Regions from separate parts of the Homo sapiens genome. Here region 1 is linked to region 2. Evidence: chromatin contacts called from ENCODE Hi-C data. All regions are on one chromosome and are shown on one strand. Each heading gives the region's core, a stretch centred on a gene start or an enhancer-like site at or near the end of the contact. The rest is flanking DNA. Distances are from core to core; before and after follow the strand shown.

Region 1 (4,649 bases), core at 99-2,598, 520 kb before region 2:
CCTCGGGACCCCAGTCCCCACCTCCCACCGCCTCTCCCCACACTCACCCGCCCCCCATGGAACTTCTGGGTGCAGTAACGCGGAGCCCCAGTCCAGCTGTGGGAAGCTTGCCAGGGATGAGCTTGTACCTGAGTTTAGGGAGGACTGTGAGCAATGAAAGAGACCCCTCAACTACCCACTCTCTAGTCTCTACTTGTCAGGGACTGGGAGTTATGGCCCCCCAGCCCGTATTTCAGCACCCCGCGCCCCCTTTTCCTTCACCCTCAGGGGTCAAGCACGCGGCCCCTCCCCACCCAGTCCCAGGAACCTAGGCACGCCCCCCTCCTCCCTTTGCCCTAGGATCCCAGCCTCCCCGCTTCTTCTCCAGCACTTAGGGGTCCCAGCCCGCAGCCACCTTTCCAGCATGTCTCTGCTGTCGCTGTCGGCGTGTCCCCTTGGAGTGCCAGATCAGGGAAACAGAAGCCTAATTTGGCTCCTTCTGCAGGCGATAAGGGGTTAGGGTCAGCAGAGGCCCCACCTGGACACCCTCCCCACACACGTTGTGGCAGCCTCGGCAGCCTACCAAGCCCTGCCAGCTTGTTCCCTGGAGGCACTTCCTGTGGGGATGCCTCATCCCAGTTCCACAGGTCCATGGATGCGATGAAGGCCTTCTGAATGTTCTGGGTCGGGAAAAGTCCAGATGGCAATGGGTGAGCTGGTGACACTTGGAGGCCCTGGAGTCTGGGCCCCAGCCCTAGCTTCCCTCAGAGCCAGGAGTCCAGGCCTCCGCTCCCTCCTTCCCCAGGAGCCTAAAATCTTGGTCCTGGGAGTGAGGGACCCCAGCTCTCTTCCTCTGTTAGACCCAGGAGTCCAGGCCCCCGGCTTCTTGGGAGTCTAGTCCCCCAGGTCCTTCCTAACCCAGACACCCAGGCATCTAGTCCTCAGTTCATCGCTCACCTCTGGCGGGTTCCTCTGCCCCCAGCCGGGGGTCTCAGCCCCATTTCATACCATGCACCCCCTCCCCCAAGGGCCTGGGCAAGGGGGAATTTTCCGAGACGTCAGAGCAGGGGTCGCAGCCAGGCTCAAGTTGCAGAGGCAGGGGCGGGGCCGAGCCTCGACCCCAGCCTCGGGGATAGGTGCTGGCCTCTGGGGCTGCCCTGCTGCAGGGGTGGCGTGGGCTTGGAGCGAGGCTTGGGGAACAGCGGGCTGGGTGAGGGCAGGGCGGAGGCTGGGAGAAGTTTACGGGGTGATGGGGGCGGGGCGGGGGGCTTGGTGAACGGGCTGTCTGCCTCAGGGTCTCGATCCTGCGACATGGGGGGAGTGAGGGGAGAGGGTCTGGGGTCAGCTGGGCTAAGCTGGGCTTATCTGCAACAGGAAGAGGGATTTCCGGCCAGATTCCCCCACCCGCCCCCAGCGTCAGCTGACGTCACAATCGGCAGAGTAACTGCGGGGGCGTGGAGCAGGAGTGAAGGCCCACCCAATCCTCCACCAGGCCCAGTAGGGAGGGCGTCCTGGGGCTGCTTCCCAGGAGTGCCAATCATAGCAATATTGACATCAACAATTTCAACAATAACAATAGTAGCAATAACGGCCAACATTAAATGAGGGCTCATTGTGTGAAACCAACTGTGCCATACCCCTTCATTGAATCCTTCTATGAGGCAAGTACAATACATACTCTCATTTGATGAAGGGGGAAGGTAAGGCAGGCATCCTCCCACTGCTCTCCTTCTCCAGACCCCATGCCCTTCCGCGCTGTAATAGTTTAGGACAATTGGGGAAACTGGAGTATGAACTGAATATGAAATATCATAGAATTCTTTTCTTAGATTTGATAATGGTATTCAGGAGGAAAGATATCATTTAGAAAATGAACTCAGAGATGAAATGTTATAATGTCTGTAACTTGTGGTTGGGCGCGGTGATTCACGCCTGTAATCCCAGCACTTTGGGAGGCTGAGGCGGGTGGATCATCTGAGGTCAGGAGTTCTAGATCAGCCTGTCCAACATGGTGAAACCCTGTCTCTACTAAAAATACAAAAAATTAGCCAGGCGTGGTGGCGGGTGCTTGTAATCCCAGCTACTCGGGAGGCTGAGGCAGGAGAATTGCTTGAACCAGGGAGATGGAGGTTGCAGTGAGCCAAGATCATGCCATTGCACTCCAGCCTGGGGAACAAGAGCGAAACTTCATCTCAAAAAAAGAAACAACAAAAAAAAAGTCTGTAACTTGCTCAAATAATTCAGCAAAAAACAACAAAAAACCACAGCTATACATGTAACATATACATACATACATGAAATATTTAGGACATACCTAAACTATAAAATTGTTCACGTAAAATTCAATAACTGGGTGTCCTATATATATATAAAATATTTTTCGAGATGGAGTCTCACTCTGTCGCCCAGGCTGGAGTGCAGTGGTGCGATCTCAGCTCACTGCAACCTCTGCCTCCCGGGTTCAAGCAATTCTGGTGCCTCAGCCTTCCAAGTAGCTGGGATTACAGGCAAGCACCACCATGCCCGGCTAATTTTTTGCATTTTTAGTAGAGATGGGGTTTTGCCATGTTGGCCAGGCTGGTCTCGAACTCCTGACCTCAAGTGATCCACTTGCCTCGGTCTCCCAAAGTGCTGGGATTACAGGCGTGAGCCACCATGCCTAGGCTAATTTTTGCATTTTTAGTAGAGATGGGGTTTTGCCATGTTGGCCAGGCTGGTCTCAAACTCCTGGCCTCAAGCTATCCACCTGCCTTAGCCTTAGTGCTGTAATTAGAAGCATGAGCCACCACCGTGCCCAGCCATCCTGCTGTATTTTAATAAGTATGTAATATTTACCATTAAAAATAACTTTTGCATATCGGCATCTTCCAGTCCCCAGCCCAGCCTCTTGATCATTAACTACTTGCCGTTCTGGAGAGCGGGTGGCATTGCTCCTCCTTCCATTTTACAGTAAAGTAAACCGGGGGTCCCATGGAGTGGGAGTGGGACTGGGATTGGAATCAGTGTGGGGTAAGCCACAGAGCCCTGGAGCATCACTGGTCCCTCTATCCGTCCAGCGCGGAGGCCTGAAGGGAGTCCTGGCTTCCCATCCTTGAAGCTGGCCTCTTGTCTGTCTCTCCATGTCTCTCTGCCCTCTTTCTTCAGGTTGGCATATCTAAAGCTGGGTCTCTGTTGCCACGGGCCTGACTCCAGTGAGGCTTTGTCACCTGGTCTCTTCTGACATCTCTGTCCCTCCCCATCTGTCTTTGAGTGTTCCTATCTCATCTCCTTGTCCGTCTCCATCTGTCTCTTGGTTTTCTCCCCGTCCCCCTTCCCACTGCACAGTCTCTGATGGTTCTCATCTCTGCCTCTGAGCCTCCTGCTCACAGCGCCATCTCTACCTCTGCTTGCCACATTCTATGTGTGTGTGTCTCTTCTTGTTCTCAGGAAGACTTGTGTGCATTAAAAAAAAAGATAAACATTTAGGGGGTACAAGTGCAGATTCCTTACTGGATATATGTCAGTATATCCAGTATACTGGCCTGGGCCTTTAGTGCACCCGAATGGTGAGCAACGTACCCAACTGGTAACTGTTCAGCTTCCCCCACGCTCCCACCTTTTGGAGTCTGCAGTGCCTGTTACCCCACTCTGCATGTCCACGTGTACCTGCTGTTCTGCTCCCACTTGGAAGTGAGAATCACATGCATTTGGAAGCGTCCTTTCTGGAGCCATCCTCTCTTCCCATCTCCTCCCGTGACCCTATGCTTGCTGTCAGTACAAGGGGGGTCAGGGGTAGAAAAGACTAGTGATGGGGGGAAGGGGCTTTGAGGATCCTGGGGCTGGGTGGTCTGGCCCAGGTGGCAGGGGGCTAAAGGGCACTTCCTGCCAGGGAGGCTCTCACCCTCTGACCAGACTGGAAAATGTGACGTCAGAGAGGGGGCAGTAAGGCGGGGAAGACAGGAACAGGAGAAATTCGACACCTCTCCTGGGGGACCTCGGTCCCTGAGAGGCCTTGGTATTGTCCATCCCCCGACTTATGCCCCACAAAGTCCTGCCCAACCTGCTCCCTCCTAATGGAGGGTTCCGATGGCTGTGTCCCTGGGAGACCCTCCACTCCTCCCCATACTCAAACCTGCCATCTCCCTCCTCTGGCCCAGTCCCTGCCCCAGCCTTCTAGACTTCCAGCCACAGTGGTGGTCGCAGGGCGTTTTTTTTTTTTTTTTTTTGAGACAGAATCTCACTCTGTCACTAAGGCTGGAGTGCAGTGGCGCGATCTCAGCTCACTGCAACCTCCTTTTACCAGGTTCAAGCGATTCTCCTGCCTCAGCCCTCCCAAGTAGCTGGGACTACATGTGCCCGCCACCACGCCCAACTAATTTTTGTATTTTTCAGTAGGCACAGGGTTTCACTATGTTGGCCAGGCTGGTCTCGAACTCGTGACCTCAAGTGATCTGCCTGCCTCCCAAAGTGCTGGGATTACAGGCGTGCGCCACCGCACCCAGCCGGTCACAGGGCCCTTTCTACAGCGCACATCTGTGCTGCCCAGGACCTTGCTGCTGCTTGAATTTTCTCAGCTTTTTGGGGCTTGCTGCTGCCTTCTGCGTAAAGCTTAAGCCCTCAGCCTGGCATTCAAGGCCCTGCACAGACACCTCTTCAGACAGGCAGAGGCCAGCTTGGAGCTGGGAAGAGAG
Region 2 (5,161 bases), core at 2,662-5,161:
TCCTGCCTAAGCCTGACAAATAGCTGGGACTACAGGCATATGTTACTGTGCCTGGCTAATTTTTTTAAAAAACTTTTTTGTAGAGATAGGGTCTGGGAGATGCTACGTTGCCTAGGCTGGTCTTGAACTTCTGGCTTCAAGTGATCTTCCTACCTCAGCCTCCCAAAGTGCTGGGATTACAAGCATGTGCCACCACACCCGGCCACAGATGCTATGAATACAATAACAACAGCAATAATTATTATTATCTATAACAATATGAAGGGGACCTGCCCCTCCACACCTGTGGGTATTTCTCGCAAGGTGGAGAAGAGAGACTGAGAAAAGAAATAAGACACACAGACAAAGTATAGAGGAAGAAAAGTGGGCCCAGGGGACTGGCACTCAGCAAGTGAGGACCCGCGCCGGCACTGGTCCCTGAGTTCTCTCAGTATTTATTGATCACTATCTGTACTATCTCAGCGAGGGGGATGTGGCAGGACTATAGGGTAATGGTGGGGAGAGGGTCAGCAGGAAAACATGTGAGCAAAGGACTCTGTGTCATAAATAAGTTTAAGGAAAGGTACTGTGCCTGGATGTGCACGTAGGCCAGATTTATGTTTAACTTTACACAAACATCTCAGTGCAGTAAAGAGTAGCTGAGCAGTATTGCCGCCAGCATGTCTCACCTCCAGCCATAAGGCGGTTTTCTATCTCAGTAAACAGAATGTACGATCGGGTTTTACACCGAGACATTCCGTTCCCAGGGACGAGCAGGAGACAGATGCCTTCCTCTAATCTCAACTGCAAAGAGACCTTCCTCTTTCACCAATACTCCTCAGCACAGATCCTTTACAGGTGTCGGGCTGGGGGACAGTAAGGTCTTTCCCTTCCCACGAGGCCATATCTTAGGCTGTCTCAGTGCAGGGAAACCTTGGACAATACCCAGGCTTTCTTGGGCAGAGGTCCCTGCGGCCTTCCACAGTGCATTGTGTCCCCGGCTAATCGAGAATGGAGAATGGCAATGACTTTTACCAAGCATACTGCCTGCAAACACATTTTAACAAAGCACGTCCTGCATAGCCCTAAATTCATTAAACCATGAGTCAATATAGCACATGTTTCTGTGAGCACAGGGTTGGGGCTAAGTTCATAAATTAACAGCATCTCAAAGCAGAAGAATTTTTCTTAGTACAAATCAAAATGGAGTTTCTTATGTCTTCCTTTTTCTGCATAGACACAGTAACAGTCTGATCTCTCTTCCTTTCCCCCACAACATGTATATATAATATATATATAATTATATATGCATACATAATTATTATCAGCATATAATTATTATTATTCTAAGTGTAAGAAAGACATGTTTTTGGTCTGTGGGACACATAGAAGAAGGGGATTTAACTTAGGGAGTCCCTCTTCATTCAAGTTATCCAACAAATGTTCACTGAAGTCCACTCAGTGCCCAGCCCTGTGAGAGGTGATGGTCACTGTGGTTGCGACCTGAGCCGTGGCCTTACGGGACTTACAGTCCTGGGAGTTTGGGGAGATGGACATTTAACAAACACGGCACAGATCAATGTGTGCTATACGTTGTGATAACTACAAGGAGTGATGAGAGAATGAGGGTTCCTATGGGAGTCAGAGAAGGCTTCTCTCAAGTGGGGATGTTAGGTCTCGATGTGGCTAAGTGAGGAACAGAGGGAAGGGCTCTTCAGAGAGAGGGAACAGCCTGGCCGGTGGCCCTGAGGCAGCATACAGTGTGCCCTGTTTGAAGATCAAACGAAGGCAGGTGTGGCTCAGGGGTAGTGAGTGGAGGGACAGGTATGGATTTTGGAAGCCACAGAGAGGAGAGGAGACTTTATTCTGGGCCATGGCAAGAATAGAAAGTTTTTTGTATGTTTGTTTGTTTATTTGAAACAGGATCTCACTCTGTCGCCCAGGCTGGAGTTCAGTGGTACAATCACGGCTCACTGAGGCCTTGACCTCCCCAGGCTCAGGTGATCCTCCTGCCCCAGCCTCCCTGGTAGCTGGGGCTACAGGTGCACCACCACCATGCCTGCTAATTTTTTGTATTTTTTGTAGAGATGGGGTTTTCACCATGTTGTCCAGGCTGCTCTCGAACTCCTGGGCTCTACTGATCCATCTGCCTTGGCTTCCCAAAATGTGGGGATTACAGGCGTGAGCCACCACTCTCGGCTGAGAGTTTTGAGCAAGAGGTGATTTGATAGCCATTTAAAAAAGATTCGCCCTTTAGGTGGGCATTATATGTAGTTTGGCTCATTGCTTCAACGCTGGCACCTGGAAACAGGGCCTGGCACGCAGAGTGAAATATTACAGCCTGGAGTCAACTGCCCAGCTCCCCTACTAACAAGCGGAGCAGCCTTGGTGCCCCAGTGACAATGAAAGCCAAGCCGCTGTCACAAACTCTCAAAATACCATGAATTAAGGATAGAAGGATCTGGAGTGAGCTGTCCAGGTACGTGGGGCAGTCCCTGGGCATTGTCCTTGCTTTCAGGCTTGAAACCAGGTTGTGGCACACCCACGTGGTGGGAAAGGAGACCAAGTTGGGACAAGCTGTTTCCAGGTGTGGTGGCTCATTACACTCATCACATCTGCCCTTGTTCCACTGGTTACTCAGTCTCAAAACAGCCACATCTAACTTTCAGCGAGGGCGGTGAATGGGGGTCCCGGGATAATGCAGCCTCTAGCTGGGTGGCCTGGTGACCAGCTCCAATCCTCTCTCCTGGAAGGTGGGAAGGATGGATTTTGTTGGATAACAGACTGCCTGTGCCAGTTAGCCTTTGTTTTCTCATCTGCGAAGGGGAAATCATCACAGAATGTACCTCACAGGGATGTTGTGAAGTTAAATGAATTAATCCAGATGCTGTTTCTAAGGGATTATTTGGTGATGCCACACAGCTTAGAAAATAAGATTTATGGGCCGGGCACGGTGCCTCACGCTTGTAATCCCAGCACTTTGGGAGGCCGAGGCGGGCAGATTATGAGGTCAGGAGTTCGAGACAAGCCTGGCCAACATGGTGAAACCCCATCTCTACTAAAAATACAAAAATTAGCTGGGCGTGGTAGCGGGCGCCTGTAATTCCAGCTACTCGGGAGGCTGAGGAAGTAGAATTGTTTGAACCCAGGAGGTGGAGGTGGCTCATGTCTGTAATCCCAGCACTTTGGGAGGTCAAGGCAGGAGGATCTCTTGAGCCTAGGAATTCCAGACCAACCTGGGCAACATAGCAAGACTCCATCTCTGCAAAAAATAAAAAAATAGCCAGCCATGGTAGCACACACCTGTAGTCTCAGCTTAAGAGGCTGAGGAAGGAGGATTGCTTGAGCCTAGAAGGTGGAGGCTGCATTGAGCTATGATTGTGCCACTGCACTTCAGCCTGGGAGACACAGTGGGACCCTGTCTCAAAACAAAACAAAATACCCCTCGACCCAAACCAAACAAACATCTACAGATCAAGATTCCAGTTATATGTCCCTATGAGGGGGGTACCATGAATGGCCTCCATTTCAGAGATGTAGGCAAACTGAGGCTCAGCAATGAGGACCCTGGGGGTCCTGGGGCCTGCCTGACTCTCTTCTCCACCCACAGAGCTGTCCTGGTTCCAGACGGTGGGGGAGTCGGCACTGAGCGTAGAGCCCTTCTCCTACCAAGGGGAGCCTCACATTGTGCTGGCACAGCCCTTCGCCGGCCGCTGCCTGATTCTCTCCTGGGACTACAGCCTGCAGCGCTTCCGGCCCGAGGAAGAGCTGCCCGGTGAGCCCCCTCCCCGTCCTTCTGCCTGTCCAGCAGCCTGCCTGGCTGGCCTGACCTGCCTCCCCACCTCCCCACAGCGGCCTCCGTGGTGTCCTGCAAGCCACTGGTGCTGGGCCCGAGCCTCTTCGTGCTGGCTGCCCGCCTGTGGGGGGGCTCACAGCTGTGGGCCCGGCCCAGTCCCGGCCTGCGCCTGGCCCCAACGCAGACCCTGGCCCCGCGGCGGCTGCTGCGGCCCAATGACGCCGAGCTCCTGTGGCTGGAAGGGCAACCCTGCTTCGTGGTGGCCGATGCCTCCAAGGCGGGCAGCACCACGCTGCTGTGCCGCGACGGGCCCGGCTTTTACCCGCACCAGAGCCTGCACGCCTGGCACCGGGACACGGACGCTGAGGCCCTGGAGCTGGACGGCCGGCCCCACCTGCTGCTGGCCTCGGCTTCCCAGCGGCCCGTGCTCTTCCACTGGACCGGTGGCCGCTTCGAGAGACGCACAGACATCCCCGAGGCCGAGGATGTCTATGCCACACGCCACTTCCAGGCTGGTGGGGACGTGTTCCTGTGCCTCACACGCTACATTGGGGACTCCATGGTGAGGCTGGGCCTGGGGGCGGGGGGCTGGCTTTTCAGCACTGACCCAATCTTGCACACTAAGCCTCTAAACTCTGACCTACCCTCACATGCCGACCTTTGAACCAGGACCCCACCCCACACTGATGCCAAGACTCTGACCCCCTCAAGGCTGGCTGACTCCGAACCACTCCCCAGTCCCCGACACTGATGCTGGCCCCAACATCCTGATTCTACCCCCAAATGCTGGCTCTGTGACTCGGATGCATTCCAGACTTCACCACAGCCACACCTGTCCCCACCCTGACACTGAGCCCCCAAGGCTGATGCTAGGGTTAAGCACTGCCCACTGTTTCTGGAGTGAGGTGCAGGCAGGGGAGGGTTCTGAGTCTGGAAGGGCCCTGATCTGACTCAGGTGTTCACAAGGTCTCTGGGTGGGGAACAGACTGGGGGAGCAGGGAGAGGAGCCTAGAGGCCAGGGAAGAGGCTGCCAGGATGGTCCAGTCAGGAGGGGATGGAGTTCAGCCAGAGGTGGTGGGAGAAATGTACAACTGTAGAAGGTGAAACTGACAGAGTCCATGGCTGAGTGCTTCTGTGTGGGGCGTGAGGGCAAGGGAAGGGCTCAGAACAACTGCATGTGTGTGGCCGAACAGGTGGGTGGTGACTTTTATGAAGATAAGAAAGCTATGGGAGTTTTGGGACCGACAGGCTTCTGCTTCCAAGCTGTTCCACGGCCCCCAGAGACCCCCGGGACCCCAGGCCCTCACTGGCCACACCCCCACAGGTCATGCGCTGGGACGGCTCCATGTTTCGTCTGCTGCAGCAACTTCCCTCGCGCGGTGCCCA

What was found. Hi-C counts contacts between places; a loop is a spot of excess contacts on that map. Pooled maps may share reads with other maps.
Region 1: a map of ascending aorta shows a loop between it and region 2 (2.9-fold over the local background). The contact joins the promoter of ETV2 here to the enhancer-like site in region 2. A Hi-C loop is called at or near these places in 1 of 168 maps with a recorded cell type or tissue (ascending aorta) and 5 of 50 pooled maps.

The regions. Positions count from the first base shown.
Region 1 is chr19:35,638,444-35,643,092 of GRCh38, reverse strand. ETV2 (ETS variant transcription factor 2) reads right to left here and starts at 1,348. Exons shown (of 7, transcript NM_014209.4): 1 at 937-1,348; 2 at 563-659; 3 at 395-478; 4 at 48-128. The coding sequence starts at 632. RefSeq lists an enhancer at 477-1,192.
Region 2 is chr19:35,125,446-35,130,606 of GRCh38, reverse strand. LGI4 (leucine rich repeat LGI family member 4) reads left to right here. Exons shown (of 9, transcript NM_139284.3): 7 at 3,590-3,754; 8 at 3,832-4,337; 9 at 5,100-5,161. Among named protein-coding and RNA genes, the nearest start is that of MIR6887, 5.3 kb to the right of the region's middle. Within about 2 kb of position 3,911, at least 3 of the 41 ENCODE cell types and tissues checked have a DNase peak (open chromatin) inside an H3K27ac peak, as active enhancers do.